Linked DNA regions of Homo sapiens: regions 1 and 2 are each linked to region 3. A link is an interaction called in ENCODE POLR2A ChIA-PET data of the cell type or tissue named here. Cell type or tissue: PC-9. All regions are shown on one strand. Each heading gives the region's core, and the rest is flanking DNA. Links, peaks and the distances in the headings are about the cores only.

Region 1 (8,248 bases), core at 1-2,500, 800 kb after region 3:
CAGCTTTTGAAGCCAGTTTTCATCAGTTCCATGTGGTAACTGGAAAAGAAAAATAAACCAAATAGCAAGTAAGAAAACCAGAGATTCATACAGGTGAGGAAAAGCACTAATTCTAAGAAACCAAGGTGATTTGGCACTTAGTGAACTGCTCTCAATTAGAGGCTTTTTATTTATTTATTTATTTATTTATTTATTTATTTATTTTTGAGATGGAGTCTGGCTCTTCCACCCAGGCTGGAGTGTGATGACGCGATCTTGGCTCACTGCAACCTCTGCCTCCTGGGTTCAAGCGATTCTCCTGCCTCAGTCTCCTAAGTAGCTGGGATTACAAGTGCCTGCTACCATGCCTGACTAATTTTTGTATTTTTAGTAGAGACGGGGTTTCACCATGTTGGCCAGGCTGGCCTCCAACTCCTAACCTCAGGTGATCCACCCACCTTGGCCTCCCCAAAGTGCTGGGGTTACAGGCAAGAGCCACTGCGCCTGGCCTTAGAGGCTTTTAAAAAAGCAACTTTAGGCATTAATTTATCCTTGATCTTAATCTTTAGGGCACTTTAAAAATTATTATTAATTGACAAATAACAATTATATATATTTGTGGGGTATTTGATGTGATATTTTAATGGATACATCAAAGTCTCTTTAGAAGAACAAAACTTTAAAAAGAAATGGTCACACAATGACTTTAGAATGAAGAATTTTATTTCTATAAAATAGGCAGTATTTTATTTCTTCCCAAAGAAATCTAAAGGTTCAGGAAAAAATAGTGTGGGTTCCATTACACGAACATGACCTTTATTCACGGGTGAATGGGAAAAGACTGGCACCTGAATAGAGAGTCCTCCCCTTCCCCTGCCTCAGGAAAATAGTTTTTCTTATTTTACTTCCTAATTAACTCACTCCTTGAAATAAGGGCATACCTCCTTGTACTAAGCTAGTTGCGAAATTTGATCTTGATACATGTGATTTTTTTTTTTTTGAGATGGAAACCCCATCTCTACTAAAAATACAAAAATTGGCCGGGCGCAGTGGCTCATGCCTGTAATCCCAGCACTTTGGGAGGCCGAGGCAGGCGGATCACGAGGTCAGGAGATCCAGACCATCCTGGCTAACATGGTGAAACCCCGTCTCTACCAAAAATACAAAAAATTAGCTGGGCATGGTGGTGTGCGCCTATAATTCCAGCTACTCCGGAGGCTGGAACAGGAGAATCACTTGAACTCAGGAAGCGGAGGTTGCAGTGAGCCGAGATGGCACCACTGCACTCCAGCCTGGGTGATAGAGCAAGACTCCGTCTCAAAAAAAAAAAAAATCCTTTAACCCCGAAACCTTATTAATCCTCACTTTGGGATTATTTGTTCTTGTGGCCCCATGAGAGACACTGCCAGGCTGGCCTACTTCAGAGTTTCCCAGAGGGAAATGGTAAGAAGAAAACTCTAGAAAGCTCTTCTGGTGAATCATACGATGTTGATTTTTCTTGATGACTCACAAGAATCAGGATGTAAAAGAAAACTCAATTCTTATTAGTCACCGACAACTTGAGTGGAGTCACTTGCTGTTTTCATGCATGTTTCTACATACACTTTGGGACAGCCTCCATGCTGGAAGTCAGGTAAAAGAGGTGGTGCAGCTCCCCAAGCGTGGTCTACACAGGCTGAGGGCAAAAGGCCCAGTGGGCCCTCTGGGGTCCCTGCTGTGGATGCTGTCCCAGCATTAATATCCATCCAACCAACTGGATAAACATCAGGACTTCACAAGCACACTTCAAAAAAACTGCTTTGCAAAATGCTCATCTGTTACTACTTAAAAGCTGAAAAAAACAATTATTCTTAAAAGTTACCAAACATTCTTCATCCAGTAACTCCAGAATTCCCATTTTTGCTTCAATCAGGTCAATAACTGGTTGATTGTCATAAAAATCTATCAGCGTCCAAGGTATATCTTCCTTCATGTATTCTTCTTGTTCCAGTTTGAAGACATGCTGGGAATCCAAAGTTAATACAGAAAGTAAAACAGAATATTAAAATACGTTTCCAAAGAGCAGGATGTAAGCATTTGGAAAATGTAAATGGTTGATCTGTAATATTTATGTTTAAAAAGAAGGACCCTGAAGTATAGACAAGGCCCATACCGTGATCAATACCGCCGAGTTCCTAAAGCGAGTCTAGCTGTCATCCTCCCACCTAGTCTGAGTGGGTCTCTACCTCCTAGGACATGGCTTGGGCCAGCCTGTGTCACCACCAGCACCACATGGTACTCAGTGTGGTCCTACAGCCCCTTCCTGCTAGCAGCTATCCAAGGACAGATCCAGCCTCTTTGGCCTAATGCAGCCTGGCTGGGTGGAGCCAGCTACCTGAGAATGCTAGCTGCGGGGCCGGTGGGAGAAGCCCACTGCTTAGAGATCTTCGTGCACTACTCACTTGGGCTGTAAGGGTATCAGGGAGGCTTCCCAGAGGATGTACTCAGGCTTACCATGGAGGATGAAAGAAAGTTTGGCTGGCAGGTGGTGAGGTGGGGTAGGGTGGGGTGGGGTGGGGCATCAAGAAAACCCTCCTATGGAGGAATCCCAGTGGGAACCACATGAAAGCTCAATGGGTGCTTGAGAAACGCACCTCAAGCAGGTTAGAAATTACAGGAGGACAGCAGCAATGTGGTGGCAAAGAATGGTACAGTCAAATCACCTGAGACCTTCACACCCTCCTTAGAGAATTCTGGGCCTATGGCCTTTTTCTAGGAGCAGTGAGGACCCGCTGGAGGGCGGAGGGGTTATGATGAGACCTGGAGGATGGCTCAGAGGAGGGAAGAACCGGAGGCAGTGAGACCAATGAGGACTCAGCCCGATGCTCTTGATGGCTGGGACTCAGGGAGGAGGAAGAGGAGCGAAGAGGTCAGGATGAATGTCAGGCTCAGGACATGGGGTCCATGGCGTGACTTGACCACAGAAAGTCACGTGGAGGGTAAGCGGGCTGAGAGGAGAAGGTGGCACCGGCACTTCTACACTTGCTACTGCTGAGCTCCCTGGGGGCATCAGGTGCAAGGCCCAGTGGCAGCCAGAAGAGGGGGACTGGAGATCAGGAGAGTCCTACCCAAAGCTTTCTGTGCTGACAATTGAAGATACTACCCCTCCTGGGAGGATCTACACATTGATGGATGACTCAGAAAAAGGAGAAGAGGAAAAAGGAAGAGAAGGAGGAGGAAGTGGAAGAGGAAGAAGAACAGGAGAGGAGAACAAAAGCAAAAAAAAAAAAATAGAATTACAGCCTCTGATTTGTGATTTTTGGCAAGACATCTGGTATAAGTGTCACTTTGAGGTTAAGGTGGACATGTTGGGGAGCAGCACGCCATTGCAGCCAGGGAACAGGGTAGCAGCCACAGAGAGTTTGACTTCAGGTGAGTTATACTGAATATGCACTTGGAATAAACCTCAGCTGTAGTTATTAATGTTAAACTTCCAGGAGAGCCTTGCAAATGCTAAAGAAATGAAATTTACAATGGAATGAAATTTAATGGTTATACATGAATTAATTCTGGGCCAAAAAAAAAAAAAGAAACTTCTACTGAGTAGGATTCAATGTTAGGTCTTCTCACAATATTAGACAGTTATTATTGACTCTTTTTAAATTGATACATAATAGTTGTACATAGTTTTGTGGTACATGTGATATTCTGACACATACATACAATGTGTAATGATGACTCATTTTTAAAACAAGGAAACAGAGGCTCAGAGAACCCAAGGTCCCAGAGGGAGGTGGTAGAGCTGAGATTCAAACCCAATTTAGTTTGAGCCAAAGCCCACACTCTCCAAGACGTCATGCTATGTTTTCCTCAGGGGTTCTGAGGGAGCATAAGACTGGACACTAACAAAGGTATAACCTTTCCTTGGAGTAACTGTTAGGGTATTAAAGTGTGATTTCTATTATGAACTGGAATCACCATTCTTCCCATAAACATGTAGCCAAAGTTTAGAATGTAAGCTAAAGGGAAAATGTGAGTTAGTAAAGCATTTTAGCTTTCATGGCTTTTCAGAAACAGAGCCAAATATAAATGTTAAGGAGGCAATTATAAAAAAAATATGAGAGTAGTTTCATGGTAGGGCCAATGTAGAAAGATGTTCAATCAACTTTTAATTTCATTGACTTCTGTTAGGAGCAGAAAGGCGTCAGTACTGTTGGGAATTCAAAAGTGAATTCAATAAAGTTCTTGCATCTAGGGAACTGATTTAAGAGGTTGAAATTGTATTCAATACACATAGCAATAATAAATGCCCAAACAGCCACAAGTAGCATTTACTCAACATTTTTTAAATTGTTTTATTCATCTTTCTACCTCAGCACTTAACTTGGTACCTGGTATACACAGTATACACTCAAAAACGTCTTTTGAATAAACAAATCTTCCCAGTGGAAAAAAAAAATTGGAATCCATCTCCTGTCTGTTTCCATGGGATGATACATTTGATCTTATTGTTAGTTAGGAAGGTACCATATATGTCTTGTTCTAAATTAAGGTTGGAGAAACTCATTCCCATAATCCATTGGCCATCTGCTGTTTAGTGCTGCATGTGCCGAGATAAGCACTGGGCTGAGAGAGACAAAGAATGCCAGTCCTGGCCTCTCCAGGTGACCAAGTCTATTTGGAAACTTGCATGCAAATGATGATAATTCCATGTGACAGGCCTGCGATAAGGAAGCACATAGGAAGAGGCCAGGAGGTATCGCAGGAGGCTCTCAGGGAAGCTGGATCTCAAAACACAAGCTGGAGTTGGCCACGTGAAGATAAAGCAATGGGGAAATAACAGGAGCACGTGGGTTAAGGCAGAGAAAGCAGCAAGTGCAAAGACAGAGAGGCTCGAAAGAAAGTGGAGGCCTCAGGCAACCAACTAAATAGTTTTGTCTGGCTGCACAGAGGGTCTGTATCCAAGAAGGGCAGTGAGGCTCACACATTGGCAGGTGATTCAAAAAAGATGAAATAGATGAGAGGGTGTGATTTCAAGATTTGGCCACAAGGTGGTGCAGTGACCCAGCGTGAGGCTCCTTGCATAAAAATTTGCAACCTCAAGAAAGAAGAATGCCTCTTTCCACGAACACACACACACACACACACACACACGCGCGCGCGCGCGGCTGAGAACTAGTCAAGAAGGCAGAAAGGTCACCTACCATGTTAAACTGTTGTTGCAGTTTTTCATTAGCGTAATTGATGCAAAATTGTTCAAAGCTGTTCACATCAAAGGTTTCAAAACTGAAATACAATTTAAACAAGTTAAAATATAACCTGAAGCAAGACATATGCATTTGTTTATAGATATTTTTTGACACTTAAAAGCTTAAACGTTTGCTATGTCTTCTACAAGTTTTAAATACCCCTCAAAGCTTCTGGTTTTAATGATATCCTAGTAGTCAGTTTATAAATAACCCTTTTCCTGGTTGTCCCCCGGAAGAAATCTGGTAGGTATAAAACACCTACCTCAAGCCAGGCATTAAAATAAGCATGTCACCATATGGTGTAGTCCGCACAACAACAGTGATATTGGCAATTATTATTCTGACTTTATAGGTCAGAAAATAAGCCCGAGAGGTTAAGAAACTTGCCAAAGGTCACACAGCTTGTGTCAGAACTTAGCTGCGAAGCTGCCTGACTGTGATGCCTGTGCCTCCAATGAGAAGGCAATGTGGTTTCCTATTCTCTCCTTGTCTGTTGAGGGGAGGAGCAGCACAACTGCAGCACAATTTTGCCTCCCTAAGGGGTGCTTTCATAGCTCCTAGAGGAAAAGGGCAAAGTCATTTCATATCCTACAGCCCAGCACACCCCATCAGGGACGAGACAGACATGGCTGGCTTCCATATTCAGACTTTCATCAGCTGCCTCTGCAGTTGCCTTGGAGTTGCAAGCTCAAGAACTGAGAGGAGCCCTTGGGGAGGCAGCTGCTACTCAGCTCCTGCCGGATGTAGCCATGGATGAATGCGGCCCAGGATGTTAGATTAATTGATTCTTAAGAAAAGTCAGAAAACTGGGACTTTTAAGTGAATAATCCCACTCTGCAAAACGTGGGCCGAACAAAACAGAGGCACCAAATTTACCACCTGGCCAGATGAGCTCCTGCTGGAAGGCAGCTTGCTGAGCACTTTTAAGGTGTCAGCATTTATGCACGTCACCTCCTATAACCCTAACACAGCCCTATGTGAAGGGCTCCTGTGACTCCACTGTCACACACGAGGGTCAGAGAAGGAGTGACCATGGTGAGGACCAACAGCCAGCAAGTGGTGCCAGAAATGCAATTCGACCCCAGTGCTTGGTGCCTCCAAAGCTTTGTTCTTAATCGCTCTAATCCTGAGAGGTTCCTGCCGGCTCCTATCACAGGTCCCCTGGGAGTCTCACTTGACTGAGCTGGTTTGGCTCAATCTGGAATTCCTGGGCAGGGTAAGAACCTGGACTGTCCTCTAGACAGCTCCAGGGTGATTCATAGCAGCTCTGACAGCCCCATTCCACACGCAGCCTTGGTGGCTCAGAGATTCGGAGGCTGGTCTGCTCATGGAAGCAAGGCCAGGGCTGGGCCTGGGGGAAGATTAAAAAGGGTCTCACTGAGCTCTGCAGCTCACAGCTGGGGCCAAGGGCAGGGCTTTCTAGAACCTGGCAAAATGTCAAACATCAATGCATTATTTTGGGGCACAAAAATCTGAAGTTTAGGACCCATGGAAAGACCTAGATCTGTGACTTAAAATGCTAGAGGCACATTGGCTATGAAAACACTTCACACTGGAACCATGCTTATGGTTTTCAAGGTACCTGCATAATTTCTTCCATCATATGTTCAAAATCACCCTGCAAGAGAGGCCCCATCTTGTAGATGCAGAAACTAAGGCTTGGAGAGGTTCTGTGACTTTCTTGAGGTCACGTAACTGGTATGCTACGGAGCTCATTCCCAGGGGTCTGACCCCCAGACCCAGGTTTTTCCAACTCTGGGTCCAAAGAACATAAATACACGACAGGCTGGGGAGTCACCAGCCTTCATTCACTCTCAGCTTAGACCTTGAAGCTCACAGCTTCAGCTTTACTGGCTTTCAAAGATGCTAAGTCTTCCTTTGAGGCTTCCTTATTTCCAAGTCAAAAAGAGCTTTCTCAAAAGTTGCAGGTATGCCTAGGCGAGGGTTAGCCTAGAAGCGAGGCTGCTGGAGGGGGCGGGAAAGGCTTGGCCCCAGGCTGCAGCCCTGCTGCCTAGAGGAAAGCTGATTTTTTTGGAGGCGTATCATGAACTCAAGGGTGGCAGCAAACAGGCTATTGTTAGAATTTTTGAGAGGAATCTTAAAATAATTTACTCTAACAAGTCTTTGTGTATTTATAAATACTCTTGTCTCAGGTTTTTCCACATAGCTGAAAAATTCAAATTCCTTATTACAGTGGTTCTGGATCCTGCCTGGGGGCCACCGTCCAGCTCACTACTCCTTGCACATGGCTGCCCTTGCTCTGTCCCCACCCTCTGCTAACCTCCAGCACACCTTCCTCCCTTCCCAGGACTCATCCTAACCTCTACTGCCGGCCTGCTGCCCTCACCAGTCTCAGTCCCACGGTGGCAGGAGCCGTACATCTATGCTGTTCAACCACTGCCTCCAACACAGTGCCTGGGACATAAACATCTGTTAGATAAAAATATGAAATAATGGCTGGGTGCAGTGGCTCACGCCTGTAATCCCAGCACTTTGGGAGGCCGAGATGGACAGATCACAAGGTCAGGAGATCGAGACCATCCTGGCTAATACGGTGAAACCCAGTCTCTACTAAAAATAAAAAAAATCAGCCGGGCGTAGTGGCAGGTGCCTGTAGTCCCAGCTACCCAGGAGGCTGAGACAGGAGAATCGCTTGAACCTGGGAGGCAGAGGTTGCAGTGAGCCGAGATGGTGCCACTGCACTCCAGCCTGGGCAACAGAGCAAGACTCCGTCTCAAAAAAAAAAAAAAGAAAAAAAAGAAAGAAATAATATACTGTTAAAATAAAGGACTGTCATTTAAAAATACATCTTAAAAACACCCAAAAGAACAGGGAATAACAGAATAATTACGTATTTCCACCACAATGAAACAGGACTATTTTTAATGAGGACTATCCATTTTTAAAAGTTCACTTAAGCTTTTAACTGGCTGCTCAAACACTTTCTGGGAAGAAGACAAGGTAAATAATTGACTAGGCTATCCCAGTAATGTATTAAGCATTTTATAACTGTTGACACGTACTATTAATTGGGAGCCATA
Region 2 (11,392 bases), core at 4,999-7,498, 1.2 Mb after region 3:
ATGTAATCTAAAAATCTAAACTTGGCATTCTACACAAGGAACCTGCTCAGGAGCAATACACTTACTAATACTTGATACATACATAGCTGCTGCCTGATTGTATGTAATAGCCAACACCTAAAACTAATTTAAATCACTAAATTAAGTATGGTTTTCTCCAATTCCTTCTGGTGCATTTCAATAGACCTATTTTACCCAGAAAATTTGTCTAATCACTTTGAAAAAATATATGGAAAAACAACCAGTTTAATATATATAAATTTTAAAATAAGCATCTAATTCGTAGGATAAATTAACATTTCCAATCCTAAAGACTTGGATTTGGAAGGAAATCTGTCATCTAGTCCAGCCCCCTACCAAATAAAATAATCCCCACTTCACAATGTTCCTTGGAATCAAACTCATATCTGACTGAAAAGCTCTCACTACTAACCACTACTATATTAACATCTTCTAAAATTGGTTCTTGCCATTAATCAGAAGACTGATAAAGAATTACCTTGAAGTCCTTGAAAAGCAGTGTATATATTATTCTTATAAATCCTGAAAATACAGGTTTAGAAAAGAAGTGACATTTACTTATCACCAGGGATTTCAGTGGCCCAAACTGTCCATATGCTGGTATATTGAATACTGGAGTACTCTGCAAACTTTTGGAGTTTGCTTAAAGCACAAAAATCAACTAATCAAAGTAGTAATAAAATAACAGTTGTCAACTCAAGCTTAAGTTTTCTCTTCATTTTATCAAGTTCACATTCAAGTTTAAAAAGCTTATGAACTTCTTGAAAGTTGAAGTTAGATTGACTACCTAAAAACGAGCAAGTACAACTCTAAAATGATACCTGTATTGTGGCAACAGATACAAATACCATTCTTTACTTTCATTTTGAGATACACTAGAATCTCTCTTGAAGCTAGTGCTTCAGAAGCACTTTTGTAAAAACGCTTAACCTTCTCTTCCATATGCCTTTCTCTACCTCACCAGCTGGAATCTGTCACAAAAACAGATAATCACATATGATACAGAAATAGTTGATCCTACTGCAGAATTAGGTTAACACTTCTAAATTGAGGCATAGAAAAGAAGGGGGTGGGGGAACAAGCCCTACTTAAACAAATCATTTACCTCGGTCTGGCTTCATTTTCACATCCAATTTTCGCCCAGAGTGCTGTGAAATGCACCTGTGGGTTCTTTCAACAGGCTCGCCGCTGATTCTACGGCTTCTGCTTCGCTTTCAAAATGCTGAAAGAGACAAAAATAAAATTAATCTGGCCCTATTCTAATACCCGGACCTTGCAAGTAAACTACTGTTAAGTTAGGCCTCTTCCTGGCACCAACTGCGGTGACAGCACCCTCGGCTGGTCTGAAAAAAGCAAAACTCTCTGCACCGCCTCCCCCATCTCCTCCGGATCGAGCACCCCCTTCCCTGCCTCTGTGCTCTCCAGGCCAATGTGTCCTTCTGACACAGTCTCTGAACCAAAACAGGATCTATTTATAACCTGGAGGTACAGGCAAGAAGAAGAAAAAGATTTGAGCAACACAAACTAACCCCTTCGTACAAAAACGCCTCTGGAAACAGAGGCACCTCCGCAGGGCTGGTATGGAAATTCTTCCACCTGGTGCCTGGGCGCAGCCAACTCTTCCAGTCCCCTGCGCCTCCCGAGCCCTCCGCCCGCCCCGCCGGGCCTCACCTGTGTAATTACCCTCTGGCTAGCCTTCCTGCGGCAACCGCGGCCAAGTTTACACAGAAACCCGAGTCACCTCCTCCCGCCCAGCCCCCAGCCCCAAACGAACTCTTCCGGGCTGTCCCGGGGCGACCCTACCAACTCCCAACCAGTCCTCCGCGGCCGGCTCCGGGGGAGGTGTTTACAGCCTGTGCTCGCCCCCTGCTCTGCACAACCCCTTCCGTCCCGCCGCGGCCCCGGATTTCCTTCAGCCCCGCCGCACCGAGCGCCGCGTCTGCCCCTCTCCCCGCTGGAGAGTTGTTTTCATGGCGCTCTCGAGCTGGCCGGCTCCTCCGCTCCCTCGGCCGACCTCTGCTGACTAACTCGCTCTCCTCTCCCGTCCCAATCCCGCCTCCTCTTGGCACTTCTCTCCACCGCTCGCCCAGCAGCTCACATCACACTCCCACCTCAGACCCCAGGCTCCGAGAGGCGCAGGGCCAGCGGGAGCGGAGTATGGAGCGCAGCGGCCCCCGCGGCTGCCTCAGGTGACCGTGGGGACCCGAGACGACCAGCCCGAAGCGGCTCCCCGGCGCCCCTGTGGCCATCCACCCGCGCCTCAGCCACCGCCTCGCTCCGCTCCCTGCGCTCAGCCCCTCCGCCCTGCCTGACTGGCACCCGAGCCCCGCGACCCCCGGGCTTCCCCCGCCCGTAGCCCCGGCCGGCCCTCTTGCCCAGCGCCTCTGCCAGCTCCTTGCCCGCCCGCTGTCTCTAGCTCTGGCGCCCCGGCTCCCCGTCCCCCTCGCTCGGCCAGTTCTTTCTCTGCTGTTTGCCCTGTCAAAACACTGCCTAGGTCACGTGTCCCAACAACAGCCAACCCACCCCGGTCGTCACTTCCTCCCCGGCGGCCTCCGCGGCCCTGGCGCCCGGTTACTATGGCAATGCCGCCGCTCGCCCCGGGGCGCTAGTTTGGGGCCGGGTTTTCGGTGCAGGTGCCCGGCGGGTGCGAGGGCGCTGGAGATGGCGGCTGGGAGACACCAGCAGAGTCCCGGAAGCCCGAGACGTCCCAGGCACTTCGGTTGCGCTCCCAGCCGGCAGAGGCGCGCCTGGATTCTGAGACCAGGAATCGGAGCTGCGCTATTAGAGCGCAGGGTAACTGGGGAGATGTCATCCAAAGGCCTGCCCCAGACGTGGAGGATAATTATAGTCGTCGTCTCCTCCTCCTCCTCCTCCTCCTCCTCCTCCTCCTCCTCCCCCCTCCCCCTCCTTCCCCCCCTCCTCCTCCTCCTCCTCCTCCTCCCGGGATGCTGGCACAGAGTTGTGATCGAGCCCCAAGTGGATTGCAGCGCATAATGGAACCCGGGTTTAATGTGACCGGGACGGGGGGTGGGCAGCTATGCGGGTCAGGGAGTGGGAGAATTTAAGAACAGGAAGCCCACCCCCACCCTAGATTTTCCCAAATCACTAAGGATTTTAGTAGGATTCAGAACCCAAGCTTCCAAGACACTCGCTGTGCTAAAAATAATCTTCATAACTTCTAAAACACTGACTCATGGGCAGGAGGACACTTTGACAGCATGTTATTGTTGGGGAGCTGTAATTTTGTTGTTGTGCTATAGCAATGTGACATGATGGCATTTCATGTTGTGATGTTGTCGTCATTTAAACACAAACAGATGACAGGAATCTGCTGTACTTAAAAAAAAACCCAATCCTAACAAGCGCTGCAGCTATTAGCTACTCAGTCTATAGACAAAGTACATATGGGGCATGAGCCCAAATGGAGACAAGTAAAAATTTGCAAGGCTCTTTGGTTTCATTAGAAAAAGTTTTTTTTTTAGATATAATTTTGCATAAAAGGATCACAGGAAAGTATTAGGACAAGTCTAAGGGGATTTTTTTTATTTGTGCCCTTCTGTTTTAAAATTTTTTTTACAATGAGTCTATTATTTTCACATCAGAAGAGTTTTATAAACTGCAAGATTGGCAGTTCCATTTTTTTGGCCTCAGGTAAAGTTCTTATGAAAAAGGCATGAAATATTTAAAAAGTAACATTTTCTAGTGCTTAGATATGTACAGTAAAATAACATGTACAACTGAAATTGTTAACCTTAACTCCACGATTGTATCTAATCAGAGCGGAGAGAACATTCAGGAGGGTAACATTTCATTTTCTCTGAAATGTTCTGGCATCATGACGATGAAACTGACAAATGGAAACAGTTCTTTAATCTATAAAATGCTACAAATGTTAAATCCCAGTGGATTTGACTTTGATATTATTGAATACTGTATTATGTAGTTTTTAAAAAATGAACTGAAGTTTTACTTGTTCTACAAGCACTTGGTAATGGGAGACAGAACAGTTACAGATAAGCCAAAAACCTAAATTTAGCACAACAGCTGGGACCAAATAACAGCTATTGTAAAAGGCTTACTGGGTGAACAGGCAGCAAAATCTGGTTTAGCTTCTTTCTTCCTCTATCTAATGCAAAAGAGGTAAAAAGACCAGGAAATGTTGAGAGCAGAAGCCAAGACTATTAGTGTGTAGCACAAACTATTCTCTTTTAAATAATTTTTAACAGCACTTGGGTAAATGATGATGTCAACATTTGTTAGACTAACCTGAAGTTTTTTTAAATTTAGAATCTTAAACCTGTTCAAAAATTTGAAATCATTATGGCAGCAGAAAAAGTATTTAAAAGGTGTATTTCTGACTCATTATTCAAATTGTTTCATTCCATAATATGCATTTACTGAATACTACCTGCTAGGCTCATACAAGTCTCTGAGAATGTAAAGGTCACCAAAACCAGATAGGGTCACTACTTTCAAGGAGCTTATAGTACTATTACAGTTACATGGCCCTAATCAAGTCACATTCTAACACCTTTGTTTCACCTATAAAAGTGAGGTGTTTAGACTCTGACAATAGTTATCGCTTTCTTTTATCCTATGATTATGTAACACATGTTCAGAGCGTTTGGAAATAATGACTTGAAATGGCAATTCACTCTAAGGTGCTCTGTTCACACCTCAGAGCACATAAACAGAACAAATGTTTCTAGTTCCTAGTTGGTGAAGGGTAAGGGTAAGCAAGGGAATCAAGATAGCTGGCAGGAACCTTACCCTCTTTTCATCTGATTTGCTTTCCATTTTGCTTTCCCCTAGGGTTTCAAAGCCGTATATGAGTAATTAACTTCAAAAAAAAGTTAACTCATCTTCAGCAACTCATCTTCATCCCCTCAACTTTTACAGATTTTGTTGAAATGGGTGGTGTATGATCAATCTGTAATGACTGTCTCTAAGTTCTTTTACTTATTAAGGTGATGAGGATAACTGGTTTGCTCACTTTATGAATACAAGGCTGTTACGATGACCAAAGTCATGGAACCAGTCCAGGCTACCAGGATGAGCTCCACCAGAGCAGGGATTGGTACCTTCTTCTTTCTTGTATCCCTAGCACTTAGTAAAGAACTGGATATAAAGTAGGAGCTCAATAAATATTAACCTATGTATTCTCTAATATGCTTTTCTTGTGCATGCCTGTAGTCTGCATGTCTAATACTGGCTGGCATTTTCTCCCTAGTGGGATAAAGGTAGAGTTGAGAAATTGGTGGGTAGCACAAATTTCATTTGTAAATGACACATTTTCATTATACTTTTGGGGCAATGTATATATTATATGTTGTCTCATAATAGTAGGAACCCATTGTGGGTTGAAATGTGTTCTCCCCTCAAAAAAAAAAAAATTGTGTTGCAGTCCTACTCCCATCCCCCATCTGTGAATGTGAACTTAGATATGTACAGTAATGAAGTTAAGATGAGGTGGATTATTAGGGTAGATTCCAAATCCAGTGACTAATGTCCTGATAAGAAGGAGAGGTTTGAAGGTAGAAGACACACAGGGAAGATGGCCATGTGACTAAGAAAAAGAATGGAGGTTCTGAATGGTTACTCAAACATGAAGATCTTTAATTCTGTAGAAGTTAACAGTAAATGAGTGAAAAATGTTAAGATATCTCTAGTATCTTAAAAGAACAACTCTATGACCCATAGCTAGAGGATAATCATGAATAAGTGGTTGAGAGTCAAATGAAGATACATTATTTTAAAGATGGTAATCAGTACATCTTATTTGCCATGAAATATTGTAGAAATAAAGATGAGTAGAATTAAAATGTATAAATAAATCTGTTCTTGCAAAGTTAAAAAGAAAAATGTACTTTTAGTACTTGTTGAAACAAGATGAAATGCAAGCTATCTTTTCCATATCTAAATTGTTTCTGATTATCCACTTAAATTCAGTACAGTTAATTTCTAAGAGAGAAAGATCATGGAGTCATTGCTAAGGCATTGGCTTCTGTAAACAACCTTCTACCTTCACATAAGTTGGTTGTCTGGTTTATTCTTTTTTGAGGTTCCTGTTTGTCTACCCTCTAAAACCACAGGTATAAGGAAGTAAAAATGTATTCTTTCTGGTCCCAGTCTGCGTAAGTGTCTTAGGGCTTAGAAATACAAGGGCCTCTAAACTTCAAGGTGGATAAACCTTTAATTAACCTGACAATTTTGCTGAGCTGCTGGAGGTCTCCGACCCACCAAGACTTAATGTCTTTTTAAAGAATAATAATGGCCGTTTTTTGTGACAGTAACTGTGCTCAGCATTTTACATATATATTTGATCCAAAGAGGGTGATAACTATTTCTCAGATTAGGAAATTGAGGCTCAGAGAAACAAGTAACTTTCCCAAAGCTATATTTAATAAGTAGAAGGCAGCCGCTTCCTGAATGGACTCATTTAATTTCCACTACAATATTCTGAAATAAGTTAAATAATTTCAAAATTTTCAAGTGGGGAAACTATGGCTCAGAAATGTTGAGAAGTGGTTCTGCATTTAGAATTTAAATTGGTTGATATACACTTAGGCTTAGTGCTTTAAGATATAAGCTCTAAATCAAACAGCTCTGGTTGATGTGTTATATGCACACCCCAAAGAGCAAATGGTCATGCTCAGATAATAGCAGCTGAAATTTCTTCAGCACTTAAGTCATAAGCACTATTCTGAATGATTTATATATTTATTAGTCCATTTAATACAACATCCCTATGAAATAGTATTATCCCTACCAAATACACAGAAAAGGGGAAGTTAAATAATTTGCCCAAGTTTAAGCAGTTAGGCAGTAGCAGAGTCAGGATTCACACCTAGTGAGCATGACTTGAGAGCATACGTTCTTACCCACTATCTGTTACTGGTCTCTTAGTTTCATTTTCCACCCAAACCCTGTATCTTCCTGACACTGGGCTTCTGCCCTACATGAGATCCCTCCCCAACTACTATGGAAACCCTTCTGGACTTTGAAAGCCCAAAGTTTCACCTCAAAATGTCTTTTAGAACCCATACACTCATACACACCATCTCTGTCTTTTTTCTGAACACATATTTATGATCTTAAAACCACATATTCCTTTTATCTTTTAAGGGCAGATGGACTGACTTCCAATTCTTTTGTCTTTCCTTATTGAATAGCACTATCCTAGGCACAAAGATTCAAGTGATTATTGAAGATCCAAGGCTGTCACTATTCTCTAGAACTGCTCTGGCCAATACAGTAGCTATAGTCATCTGTGGTTATTGAGTGCTTGAAATGTGACTAGTGAAACTGAGAAACTGAATTGTTAATTTTAATCAATTTAAATATAAATTTTCAGCTGGGCATGGTAGCTCATGGCTCTAATTCTGGCACTTTAGGAGGCCCAGGTGGGAGGCTTGCTTGAGGTCAGGAATTCGAGACCATCCCGGGCAACATAGGGAGACCACTGTCTCTATAAAAAAGTTAAAAAGTTAGCCAGGCACGATGGCATGAACCTGTAGTCCTAGTTACTTAGGAGGCTGAAGCAGGAGGATCACTTGAGCCCAGGAGTTCAAGAATGCAGTGAGCTATGATTGTGCCACTGTACTCCAACCTAGGCAACACTGCAAGATCCTGTTACTAAAGACAAACAAATAAATTTTTGATAACTGAACTCATTTTTAAAACTAAGTATGTTTGGAACAACTGACTATATGAATCTAATTTTTTTTACACTTGATCTTAGCCAAAAGGCCAAGAAGTGAATCTAATTTTTTAACTGCCGATTTTAGGAAATCTAAATACAGATCAGGTTTTCTTTCTTTCTTTCTTTTTTTCAAATTTTTAAAGTTCTTTAAAGAGACAGAGTCTTGTTCTGTTTCTCAGGCTGGAGTACAGTGGTGTGATCCTAACTCAAGCAACCCTCCTGCCTTGGCCCCCCAAAGTGTTGGGATTACAGGCATGAGCCACCATGCCTAGCTCCACATCAGGTATTTCTAATGAGAATTGAACCTACAAATTGAAATGTAAGTATAAAATATACAGCAGATTTCAAAGACAGTGGGAAAAAATGTACAATATCTCTATTGATACTTTAAAAATATTGATCACATGTTGAAATGGTAGTACTTTAGATATGTTGGGTTTATTTTTAATTTTTCAAAATGTGGCTAATAGAAAATTTAAAGTTATATATGTAGCTTACATAATATTTCTATTTGCTGTAGGATTCAGTGGCTTACCCAGCACTTCAGAAGACATTTGAAAATCAGTCATGTTCCTCAACCAAGTGATGCCTTTTAGCGGTGCAAATTCTGTGCTTAGGAAACTTGCTGCTTGCCCTAATCTTTTCTTTTTTTGTTTTAAAATGTGTCATGTGGCATTTAATTGTCCTCATCTTATCAAGGGTTCAGTGCACCCTAATGAGACTTGAATGCATCACAAAATGGTAAGGGCACAGCCTAGATATAGTAGGAACAATGGTGAACAACCCTTCTGAAAACAGGCTAGATTCAGTAGAGTTTTTTTTTTTTGTTTTGTTTTGTTTTGTTTTTCTAAAACAGGGTCTTGCTCTGTTGCCTAGGCTGGAGTGCAGTGGTGTGATCTTGGCTTGCTGCAACCTCTGCCTTCCAGGCTTAAATGATCCTCCTGCTTCAGCCTCCTGAGTAGCTGGGACTGAAAGTACATGCCACCACACCCAGCTAATTTTTATGTATTTTGTTGAGAAGGAGTTTTGCCATGTTGCCCAGGCTGGTCTTGAACTGCTGGGCTCAAGTGATCTGCCTGGCCTCGGCCTCGCAAAGTGCTGGGATTACAGGCATTTGTTTTTTAGAGACAGGGTCTCACTCTGTCACCCAGGCTGGAGTGTAGTGGAGTATCTTAGCTCATTGTAACCTTGGACTCCTGTGGGCAAATTATCCTTCTGCCTCAGCCTCTGGAGTAGGTAGGCCTACAGCCGCCCATCACCATCACCACCATGCCCCGCTAATTTTTTAACTTATTTGCCAGGGTAGGGCAGAGGAGTTCTCGCTATGTTGTCCAGGCTGGTCTCAAACTCCTGGACTCACTCAAGTGATCTTCCCACCTCAGCCTCCCCCTGGGATTACACAAGTGAGCCACAGCACCCACTTTAGGTTCAGTAGAGTTTTCATATAAATTAATTTTCTCTTCATACTTATTAGAGGGTCACACACAGAACTACCTACCCAAACAGTGTGAGCTATTTTTAGAAGCAGTGATGGGTAGACTTCACTCTAAGCAGCTTCACTCTTCATGAGCTGGTAGAGATACTGTTTATTATAAATGAAGTTACTGATCCTTTACATCTTTTCATCAGAGTATATCAGTTCATTGCATCCTAATGAGAATTCCACAATAATACTTTTCATGGTTAAAAAGATTTCATACATTGGACTTGAAAAGTAGATATAAACAGCAGCAGTGATCTCCATTTCAAAATGTGCAATATAAACTGATCGGGTATTTCAGAAAAGCATTTTTGAACAGAGTTCTACCCTTCAAAAAGATTTGTAAGAGAAATCTTTTCTAAGGTTACTGTCTCAATTTAAGAAAGAAAAAGGTTTGTAAGAATGCATAAAAACTACAGAAATTCCCTAACCCCTTTTCACAAATGGGAAAACTCATAATTGAGACTAAATTCTTCACATGTAGTAGATAGAGCATGATAAAACAACTTGTAGTACCTTTTTGATAAATCCAGTTTCTGCTGCTTCTATCAGAACCCCAAAGCTCAATTAGGCATAGAGAATTCTAGGAGCTATTCCTTTATTTGCTGACTGTATATATCTCAGTTTTCCTTTTGCATTTTCAGATGGGGTCTTGCAATGTTTTCCAGACTGGTCTCTAACTCCTGGGAGCTCAAGCGGTCCTCCTACCTCAGCCTCCCTAGTAGCCATGGTTAAAGGCATGCTCTACTGTGCCTGGCTCTGAATAATTTCATGCTGCCATGCTTCAGAGAAAAGAGAACATTAGCCTTCTTATTTCAACTTGCACAGGCAAATTCTTTACCTGCAACTCAAAATAATTGGTCTTTATTTCTAAAATGTCATTTCTGTATAATATAAGTTTAATTCAATTCTGCATTCATTGAACTTTGTATGCCAAATACTTTGCTGGGCCCTAGAGATACAGAGACTAGAAAAGCAAATGTTTACCCCAAAAAGCTCTATCAATCTAGAAGGGAGACAGTCATGTTAATAAATAATTGCGGCCGGGCGCGGTGGCTCACGCCTGTAATCCCAGCACCTTGGGAGGCTGAGGTGGGTGGGTCACGAGGTCAGGAGATCGAGACCATCCTGGCTAACATGGTGAAACCCCATCTCCACTACAAATACAAAAAATTCTCCGGTCGTGTTGGCGGGCGCGTGTAGTCCCACCTACTCCGGAGGCTGAGGCAGGAAAATGGCGTGAGCCCGGGAGGCGGAGCATGCAGCGAGCCGAGATCCAGCCACTGCACTCCAGCCTGGGCGACAGAGCGAGACTCCGTCTCAAAAAATAAATAAATAAATAAATTGCAATTTGGTTTGATAACAGCAAAAATATTCGTGCATAAGGAAAACACGTGGCACAAAGAAGGAAAAGTTAATTCTCTCTAGGAGAGGGGCCTGCTAAGGAAAGAAAAGAACATATTAGCTATATTTTGGAGAATAAAGACTGAGGTTAGACAGGCAAAGTGGGGTAGGATGGTGGAAGCTATTCTTCACAGATGAAACAGCATGTCACTGAGGCATGTTAGAACATATCAAGATGCCATTTTGGAAGGTCAGTTTCAAGGAGGTTAAACATAAGCAATAGGTACAGCATTAGAGAGAGGTTTTTTTTTGTTTGTTTTTGTTTTTTGCCGTTAGCCCCAGTCTTCATTCCTCCCCACATCCATGCCTTTGGCAGGTAACTGCAGTCCCTCCCATTAATAGGTCAGAGTATATGTCCCAGCTTTTTGTTTTGCTACATGAATTGCCCTAATGAAGAGAATGAGGCTGAAGGGACAGCATGCTAGCTCTGAGCTAAATCTTAAGAAATCTTGCCTATTTCCTCTGTTGTTGTCTCTGCCATTACCATGAAAAGCAGATGCCTAGGCTAACCTGCTGTTCCCAGGAGGATGAGAGACATGTGGAAGGGACTGGAACTGATTCACACATCAACCCAATTTTGATTAGCAGAACCATCACAGCTGACCCGTAGATTCATAAGATTAAGTTATTGTTTAAAGCTGCTAATTTCTGGAATGGTTTGTTATGCATCATTGTTCTAGCAATGGCAAACCAAAGTAGCTATAGTAGTGAATTTGGAATTTCTTGTAGATGACAGAAAATGACAAAAGGTTATAATAAATAGATTGTTTCAGAAAGATTGCTTC
Region 3 (9,847 bases), core at 7,315-9,814:
CCTCACGACTCTGAATGGTATCCTATTGTGCTCTTGCTGGGCTGGTATTTTAGATGTAGTAAGATACGGTCCTCCCCACTCTTCCCTCTCTCCCGAAGTGGAAGGAAGAGGTCTCTCCTGGGACCACGAGCTGTGTAGCTTGGGGTTAGGGAAGAGGTGACGCCAGCACTCACTTGACTGCTCCAGCTGATGTCTCATGTGTCCTCTCCAAGTCCACTGTCTGTCTTGGTGTAATTCAGCACTAGGACTTGCCTAAGAGTTGCAGTCCTTATGGCCTAGACTGCCTTTCAAGTTTACCTGGAGACACAGAGCACTGTTGCCCTCAGTGGCAAGGTTTATAGGTACTCAGGTTCAGACTGCTGGGATCAGCGATTCCCCTCTGGGTAGGGTTGGTTTAAATGTTCCTTCCATGGGTGAGCATCAGCTGAGTTTGGTCTGGTTTTCCTTTCTGCTCTAACAGGACAGCCCTGAGTTCATTGCCTCACAATTGCCATGTTCTCCTTCCCCCAGTGCCCAGAGATCCCTGGCTTATCTCACTTAGCATAATGTTCTCCAAACCCATCCATGTTATCATGAATGATAGTATCTCCTTCCTTATAAAGATTGAATAATATTTCATTTGTATATATACCTCATTTTCTTTATTCATTTGTCGATGGACCCTTAGGTTGATTTCTTAAGATGACTATAGTAAACAGTGCTACAATAAAGATAACTGCAAACATCTCTTCAACAAACTGACTTTTGAGTAAATATCCAAGAGTGTAGTTGCTGAATAGTAAGTCTTCATTTCTTTAGGGTCAGTTGCTGGTGCTTTATTTTGTTCTTTTGGTGGTGTCATGTGTCCCTGATTGTTCTTGATTCACGTGGCCATGCATTCATGTCAGAAAGGGACTGATTCGAGTCTTTGCAGGCTTGCTTTGGTTGGGCAAGGACTTCATCAGTCAACCTGTCTAGAGATTCTGGCCACTATCTGCTATGGCCCATGGGCAGGCTTGCTTCTTGTGTTCTTGGGCAGGCGGGCCTGGTGCCTAGGTCTATGAACCCAGATTCACTGGAGTGGACCTGTTGATTAGGTCCATGGGAGCTGATCTAGTGCTGGGGTACATACAGCCTTTGACTTTGAATCTGCAGGGTCTAGCCAGGCAATGGGATGATCCTGGCATACAAGTCCACTGGGAGAGACCTTGAATCTGAGTCTGTAGGGCTAGGTCTGGGTCCTGAGTCTGCAGGGGCTAGCCTGGTACTGCGTCTACTAGGACAGGTCTGAACCTTGGGTCTGCTGGAGCGTGGGTTTGTAAAAACTGGACTGGCACCGGATAGGCCTAGAGCCTGTGTCCACACATGCCAGCTTGGGACTGGGGTTTGTGGGTGCTGACCTAGTGCTAGGGCCTAGACCTAGGGCCTAGGCATAGAGCCTGGGACCATGGGGGCCAGCTTTGTGCTTGGAAAACCTGGAGGCTGGGTCTATGGATGCCAGCCTGGAGTCTGGGACTGCAAAGGCCAACCTGGAGCTAACACAGACTGATTCCTGAGGCAGCAGGTGCCAATCTGGTGCCTGAGGATAGGGGTATCTACCTGGTGCTGGGGTGGGCCTGAAACCTGGGGTTATATGGGCCAGCATGCACTGAGCTGCTCTGGAGCTCAGGACTGCCAGGGCCGTCCTGGTACTGGGGTCAATGGCTGCCAATCTAGTGCTGGAGCAGGCCTACAAGATGGGTCTGCATGTGCTAGCCTGAAATCTGGGGTTGTGAAGGCCCAGCCTGGCACTGGGGCAGACTGGGTCCCTAGTCTGCAAGGACTGGCTGGAGGCTGGGTCCATGAATGCTGGCCTGAGGCTGAGGAGGACCTGGAAACTAGGTCTACAAAGGCCGGTCTGGAGTCTGGGGTTACAGGGCCAGCCTGGAGCCTGAGGCTGCTGGTGCCAGCCAGCCAGGTGTTGAGGCAGTCTGGAGCCTCAGGTCACTGGGGCCATCCTGGCAGTGGGACAGGCCTGGAGCCTGAGAATGGTCTGAAGCCTGAGGCTGCAAGTGCTAAACTGGTGCTAGGGCAGGCCTGGAGCTTGGGTCCATGGGTGTCCCCTTGATGACTAGGGCTGCAGGGACCGGACCAACACTGGAGGGAGCATGAAGCCCAGGGCTATAGAGGCCAGCCCAGCCCTGGGAACAATCTGGAGCATGGAGCCACTGGGGACAGCCCAGCCCTGGGGTAGGCCTGAGAGAATAAGTCCACTGGCACCAAGGCGGGCCTGCAGGCAGCTCCATGGGATCTTGTCTGGAGCCTATATCCATTAGGGTCTGCCTGTTGCTGGATGAGTCTGAGGACTGAGTCCTTGGGGCCATCCTGGAGCCTGACTATGGTGTCTGGCCTGGCATTGGAACCAGTCCAGAGCCTGGGGCTGCTGCAGGTGAGCTTAGAAATTGTATGGGCCCAGAGACGAAGTCCAGTGAGGGGCCTGGGGCTGCAGGATCCTGCCTGGTGCTTAGATGGGCTTAGAGGCTCAGTCTGCGGGAACTGGCCTGAAATCTGGGCAATAGGGGTCTAGCACTGGGTTTTACTGGGGCAGGCCTGGTGTTGGGGTCCGAGGCACCATTCTGGTGCTCACCTCCCTCTCTATCCCCCATGCAGAAGGTATCTCTCCCCACGTCATACTACCCAGGGGTGGAGGGAGGGTGGCACGGATGGGTCATGTAAAACTCTTTCCTATCCTCTTCACAGCATCTTTTCTGATTTCTGTGCAACATTCAGGTGCTGTAATCTCTCATTTGGTTTCCTCAGCTCTTGTGAGTGTATTCTCATGCATGGATAGTCCTTTAAATTGGTGTTTCTGTGAGGGGGTGAGCATTGGAAAGTCCCATCCTGCTATATTGCTGATGTCACTCCCCAAACTAATTATACTGTAGATTTTTATCTAACTTTAAGTGATATATCACTTCACATATAGTGTAAAAAGTTTACAACAGTATACTTCTAGTTCTCTCCTGGCCTTTGTGCTGCTGTTGTCATACATTTAAGCAATTCTTCACCTCAGGCTCCTGAGTAGGTGGGATTACAGATGCCCACCACCATGCCTGGCTAATTTTTGTATTTTTAGTAGAGACAGGGTTTTACCATGTTGGCCAGGCTGGTCTTGAACTCCTGACCTCAGATGATCCGCCCCACCTCGGCCTTCCAAATTGCTGGGATTACAGGCATGAACCACCATGACTGGCCTTACTTATGCTTTAAACAATTGTCTAGGAGAGATTTAAACAATGAGGAAAAGTCTTTATGTAATTTACTTATGTAGTTATAATTGCTGGTACTCTTTATTCCTTTGAATAGATCCGTATTTCCATCTGGTATCATTTTGCCTTCTGATTCAGAAACTTTCTTTATATTCCTTTGATATTTCTTATAGTGCAGATTTGCTGGCGATGAATTCTTTTACCCTTTTCATGTCTTTATGTAAACTTCATTTTTGAAAGGTATTTTCACTGGTCAAAGAATTCTAGATTGACAGCTTTTTTGCTTCCAAAACTTCTAAAGATGTCACTCCACTCTTCTGGTTTGCATTGTTCCTGAAATAAATCTGCTGTCATCCTTATCTTTGTTCTTGTGTATGCAATGTGTCTATTTTCTCTTTGTGATCCTAACATTTTTCTCTTATCATTGATTTTAAGCAATTTGATTATGATGAGTATGGCTCTACTTTCCTTGTTTCCTGTGCTTGAGTTTCATTAAAGCTCTTGGATCTGTGGTTGAATCAAAACTGGAAAATATTTGGCCATTATTTTAATTATATTTTTCCTTTACCCTCCTCCCTCACGGACTCCAATTACACATATATTAGGATGCTCAAAGTTGTCCCAGAGCTCACTGGTGTTATTTGGTTCCAATGTTTTTTAAAAGTGTTTCCTTTTGGATAGTTTCTATTGTGCCTTCATATTCACTAATTTTTCACTCTGCAATGTCTAATCTGCTGTGAATCCCATCTAGTGTATTTTTTTATCTCAAACATTATACTTTTCATTTCTGTAAGTTTGATTTGAATCTGTGTGTCTTCCACATCTCTTCCTAACATTGAATTTTTTCTCTAGCTTCTTGGACATATGAAATAGTTATGCTATTAATTTTATCACCTGTGTTATTTCTGTATCTGTTTTGATGTATGTTTTCCCTCTCATTATGGTTTGTATTTACCTACTTTTCATGCATTTTTTTTAATGTCAAACATTGTGAATTTTACCTTGTTGAGTGTTGGATATTTTTGTATTCCTACAAATACTCTGGAGCTATGTTTTCAGATAAAATTTAGCTATTTGGCTTTTGGTCATTTCCTTTTTAGCTTTCTTAGGCAGGACCATGATAGTGTTTATCCTAGGACTAATTTTGTCCTGCTACTGCAGCAAAATCCTTGAGAGTACTACCTAATGCCCCATGAATTATGAGGTTTTCCAGCTGGTTGGTGAGAATATGAATTACAGTAGTCCCCCCACCTTATCTACAAGGGAGATGTTCCAAGACTCCAGTGGATGGATGCTTGAAACTGCAGATGGTACTAAGCCCTATATATGTGTTTTCCTCTCTATATATACACATATGATAAAGTTTAGGCCAGGCATGGTGGCTCATACCTGTAATCCCAGCACTTTGAGAGGCTGAGGCAGGCAGATCACTTGAGGTCAGGAGTTCAAGACCAGCCTGGCCAACATGGTGAAACCCCATCTCTACTAAAAACACAAAAATTAGCCGGGCATGGTGGCACATGCCTGTGGTTCCAGCTACTTGGGAGGCTGAGGTATGAGAATCATTTGAACCCGGGAGGCAAAGGTTGCAGTGAGCTGAGATCGCACCACTGCACTCCAGCCTGGGCGACTCAGTGAGACTCTGTCTCAAAAAGTGTAACTTATAAATTAGGCACAGTAAAAGATCAACAATAATAGAACAATTAATATACAGTAATAAAAACCTATGTGAATATAGTCTCTCCCTCTCTCAATTTCTTATTGTACTGTCCTCACCTATTTTCAGACCATGACTAACCACAGGTAACTGAAACCACAGAAAGCAAAGCCACAGATAAGGGGGGCCTCCTGCTGAATTCCTAGCTTTGTGTGATTAGATTGTTACCTCTAATCCCTTTCGATGGCTATTGTTCTGGGTGCCAGCAATTTGCTCATACACATACACTGATTCCTTTCTCAGCAAAATATTGAGGAAGATCTTGATGTGGTTTGACTGTGTCCCCACCCAATTTCATCTTGAATTGTAGCTCCCATAGTCCCCAAGTGTTGTGTGAGGGACCCAGTGGGAGGTAACTGAATCATGAGGGCAGGTTTTTCCCATTCTGTTCTTGTGATAGTGAATAAGTCTCAGGAGATCTGATGATTTTATGAAGGGCAGTTTCCCTGCACACGCTTTCTTGCCTGCTGCCATGTTAAGATGTGCCTTTGGTCCTCCTTTTCCTCCTGCCATGATTGTGAGGCCTCCCCAGCCACGTGGAACTATGAGTCCATTAAATCTCTTTCCTTTATAAATTACCTAGTCTCAGGTATGTCCTTATAGCAGTGTGAGAATGGACTAATACAGACCTTCTGTGTACCTCTCCCTGTGCCCCTCTGTGGCCTTTGGCCTGCGAACTCTATCCTCATTATATTCCCCAGACTCGCAGTTCTATCATCTTGGCAACTTGGAGAAACCATTAGGCTCTGCCTGGGTTCTCTCCCTGCCTGTGGCCTGGAAACTTTCTTGAGGTGGTAAGTTGGGACAATTAAAATGCTCACCTCTCAGGAATCACTGTCCCTCCCTACCTGATGCTTAATGTCTTGAGAACCATTGTTTATATATTTTGTCGTCTTCTTTCTTTTAGTTGTTTCAAGCTAGAAGGTGAATCTAGAGTCTCTTACTGCTTTTACCTGACAGAGAAAGTTCTCTTCCCTTTTTTCTGAAAGCTCCTTTGAATCAGTTTTGCTTTAGGCATTGAGATGTCACTCACAAGCTTATTTTCCTGGCTCTTCTTATCAGTGGGCATATTCTGACTTCCCTTACTTACTTAGGAGCAAGCAAATAGCCAAGACTCAGATTTGAGTTTTGGGTACGAGGTTAGTACTTCATTCAATAAACTTCAAATCTGTCTGGAGAAGGTATAGTGAGGTTAGCTCTTGCCCCGCTAAATCTCAACATTGTGTGCTTTCTCTGTCTGGCTCTCCACTGTATCCCATTTCCTAGAATGGCTTTTGGTATAGAAGGTATTCAGTAAATACTTACTTATGAATGAATAGACTGCCAAATAGCTTGCAAATTCTCTAACAGTTAAACATTTTATCAAATTAAAAATCTCAATGGTCAAAAACAGTATCAAACTAAAAACTCTAACAAATAACATTTATTTTTCTTTTACATATATATTTCACAGCCTGAACATCACATCTTCAGAGAAAGTTACTTTTATGCCATTGTATTTACTATTTACCACACAGGCATTGAACATTCTCATTAACATGATAAGACAATTTGCTGGTAAACATTTAAACACACAGACATTAGTTTCAGTATCTCAACATATTTTTGGTCATAACCAAGGAAATACATCAAAATAATGACAACATTGGCTAATATTTTACAAGCAAATATTTAACTCTGCATAGTTTATACAATAGGCTGTGGCAATAAATAATGTCACCAATCTCATCAACTATTAACTGGCCACAAGAAGCCTAACATTCATTTTAATTATGATATGAAATGCTCTATTGGTGTAGTTTCAACATATCCTTAAATGTTTGGGTGTTTAACCTTGAATACACGAAAAGAAAAAGTACTAAACTGGACTAAGAAGGTGTGTTTGGTTAACTACAAATATGTCATGTTCACATAGTACATTCCTAACATGAAGGCAAATATTTAAATAGAAAAACTAGCAGTCCAAAAAATGTGAATGTGCAAATTGTGAGTAAAACATTGCATTTAAATTTGCACTCATTTGCAAGTTACAGTACTAGCTCAGTATAAACACTAACAGGAAAAATATTCAGCAGGAAAGAATGGAAACGGCCTCTCACAGCAGAGAACTGGTCACTGCGCACTGCTCCACAGCTAAGAAAGTTTTCCAGGTGGTCTAGCGCTCCTAACAAACACCTTATGATTATCCTTCATTCAACAGAGGAGGAGACTGCAGGCATGCTTCAGTCAGTGGTAAGAACAGGAAGAAAAACCCAAATCAGCAACATTTTCTTCCTTAATTTGGTATAAACGTCCTTTTCATTATTTCAAGTTACTAATTTGCTAATCTCAAATGTTTTCTGAATCAGGTTTGCTAAATGCTGTAAAGAATAGCTATCCTTCATACAATACTAGGTTTTATTTTTTTTAGTATGTCAGCATAATAAGGTACATGCGCATTCATTCCACCAACCTGTTTAGATAATACTCAGCTTGGGTCATATTCAAATTCTACACAGAGATTCTCTGTTTTCAATACAACTGCTTAGAAAGCAGAATTGCCTAGTGATGACTGTAGTGTGCCTTTTAACTGAAATGTATATAAAAATAAAACCCCAATCTTTATAGAATGTCAAGAATTCTGTTAGGGATGTTAAAAGCATTGGGCAAAACCCTGGTTTTCAGCGTGCCATCTGCACCACAGGAGAAGAGCCGATTGCCCTGGATGATGTCAATCTGCATGACTCCAGCCCCAATGTTTCGAAATATGGACTGCTTAGCATGTTCACTTTTAAATGAATGAATTAGGCCATGGCCTGTCAATCTCCAAACCTAGTGCAAAACAAAAGGAGTTAAAAATATATTACGAAAAGACCAAAAGCAAAAACATGGCCCTTCTGCTCCCTTGGCCCAAGTGATCTCACTAAAGCCCAACCTTCCCACCCACTGCCTCTTTCCTAAGAGCTTATCTAAGTGGGAAATGATAACACCACTCCCACGATTCATTTACTGTCCTCCTTCCATATTTTCCTTCACATCCTCTTGTGGCTTCATATTAACCATATGTAGCCCATCTCTAATTCAATTAACTATTTGAGTTAATTCAGTTAAATGTGTTCCTCATGCTGAGCTAGGTCCTAAGGCTATGTAAAAGTAGTGTGGTACAGACAGTCCCCTACTTACGATGGTTTGACAAGACTTTTTGACTTTATGACAGTGTGAAAGCAATACGCATTCAGCACGCTCCTTGGCTTATCCTGAGGTTAGTCTCAATAAACTCATAGTAAGTTGAAAATATTAAGTTGAAAGTATGTTTTTCAACTTTAACAATATTTTTAACTTATAATGGGTTTGTTGGGACATAATCCCACCATAAAGTCAAGGAGCATCTGCACTAGCTCACTTACTGGAAACGTCACCTCCACCACACACAAGAGTACTGAGGGAGAGGGGAGAAGCTTCTAAGGAGCCAAACTAATGTCATCAAAAAATTTCATGCATTAAACTCATACACTTTACTCAAAATAGAATGCTTTAAAGCTTTCTAATGGCCTGAGTCCAATGAGTTTGATAATCTCATTGACCATAACAGTTTAGAAAGAACCATACAGGAGCATGGGGAGGCGGCAGAGTGTTGAGATATGCAGTATCTCCATGCAGTAGCCCAAGTGAAATAAAGTGAAGCTTTATTTCAAAGAATGTGGAGTTTTTGTTTTTTCTCTTTCCAATCAGTCTTTAGCACATTCCAACCTCTTGTACTGACTCACCTTTATGTTACCTTCTGCTGAACCTGTGGTAAAATATTCCTCATAGGGATCCAAGGCCAGAGCCTTAATAGCTGAGTCATGGGCCTGGAACGTGTGAATGAGCTGCCTTTGCCTGATGTCAAAAATGCAGACGTGTCCTTTCCTACCCCCCGAGATTAGGAGTTGCTGTTTGGGTGCATACTGCAGTACCGTGGCACCATGATCGTGGCACGTGAAACCTGAAGAAGAAAAACATCAGAGAATTTCTCAAAACAATTTCTTGTCTTGGTAATTATGATGTCTACATCCACATTTAAATACAGACCTTACTGATGCATTTTTCATTCTAAGGTACATTTATTGTTTTGTAAGTCATTGAATTTCTGTAATCACATGATTAAAGAAAAATGTTAAGCAATGTCAGAACAAACTTTTTATCCATAATCTCAATATGAAATGAACACAGAGAGAAAAAGAAAGTTTAAACCTTAAGCCCTAAGTGATACTGCCTCATAAAAAGTATACAGAAGAGCAGAGACCAACCTTCTCAAAGTTGGTGAGTATTAACCCAGCCAAGTGCTGTACCGTACAAAAAGTTCTTTTCAGGTAAGTAATTGAAACAACGACACTATGAGAAAATGTGTGAATGTTTTCAGTTACAAGTTAAGAAGTTCATTATCCTTCCCAGGAGTATTTGCATTTTAATATGATTAAAGATTCAAATTAACATGCAGAAAATCTGTAAGCAATGTTAACCACTGTTTGCAGAATTCTGCAATAAAATTGAGAATTAACTACATATTTCAAAATGCATATCAGTGTATTAAAAGACTGAGAATCTTTCTGTCTTTCTGACAATCTACTTCATTTAACCAAACTTACTTGAGCATGGAGCACTTTTTGGGTGGTACTATGTGGAAGACAGAGTTAGGACACTAATTTGGCAAGTATTGTCTTAAAAGGAATAATATTTAAATGGCACTGTTTACATTTCTAGTCATTATAATAAGGTTAACCTTTGTTTTATTTTATGGTTAGGGCCAGGTGTGGTGGCTCATGCTTGTAATCCCAGTACTTAGGGAGGTAGAGGTGGGAGGATAGCTTGACCCTAGGAGCTTGAGACCTGCCTGAGCAATACAGCATGACCTTGATCTCCACAAAAAGGAAAAAAAGACAAA

The links. ChIA-PET counts read pairs that join two places held together with the same protein. Peaks named below come from ENCODE experiments on the same cell type or tissue, not always from the same donor. Only the 100,000 strongest peaks of a DNase experiment are listed, where the experiment ranks them.
Region 1: POLR2A ChIA-PET joins it to region 3 with 5 read pairs; 1 of 35 experiments calls an interaction of 5 or more read pairs at or near these places.
Region 2: POLR2A ChIA-PET joins it to region 3 with 8 read pairs; 1 of 35 experiments calls an interaction of 5 or more read pairs at or near these places.

What each region holds. Positions count from the first base shown.
Region 1 is chr15:52,251,477-52,259,724 of GRCh38, forward strand. MYO5C (myosin VC) reads right to left here. Exons shown (of 41, transcript NM_018728.4): 11 at 5,163-5,244; 12 at 1,841-1,981; 13 at 1-39. Among named protein-coding and RNA genes, the nearest start is that of MIR1266, 22 kb to the right of the region's middle. RefSeq lists an enhancer at 5,841-6,417. In PC-9, for the core only: no CTCF peak of the experiment used is centred there; a DNase peak (open chromatin) is centred at 1,475; H3K27ac peaks cover 1,768 bases.
Region 2 is chr15:52,676,880-52,688,271 of GRCh38, forward strand. LOC105370821 (a long non-coding RNA gene) reads left to right here and starts at 2,726. Exons shown (of 4, transcript XR_932255.4): 1 at 2,726-2,814; 2 at 7,903-8,464. ATOSA (atos homolog A) reads right to left here and starts at 2,509. Exons shown (of 13, transcript NM_001385016.1): 1 at 1,949-2,509; 2 at 1,127-1,243. The coding sequence starts at 1,142. RefSeq lists enhancers at 1,205-1,274, 1,405-1,544, 10,383-10,883 and a silencer at 2,125-2,444. In PC-9, for the core only: no CTCF peak of the experiment used is centred there; a DNase peak (open chromatin) is centred at 6,092; H3K4me3 peaks cover 585 bases; H3K27ac peaks cover 1,333 bases.
Region 3 is chr15:51,441,439-51,451,285 of GRCh38, forward strand. DMXL2 (Dmx like 2) reads right to left here. Exons shown (of 44, transcript NM_001378457.1): 43 at 8,691-8,908; 44 at 6,353-7,755. The coding sequence ends at 7,546. Among named protein-coding and RNA genes, the nearest start is that of GLDN, 100 kb to the left of the region's middle. RefSeq lists an enhancer at 8,005-9,204. In PC-9, for the core only: no CTCF peak of the experiment used is centred there; a DNase peak (open chromatin) is centred at 8,753; H3K27ac peaks cover 1,867 bases.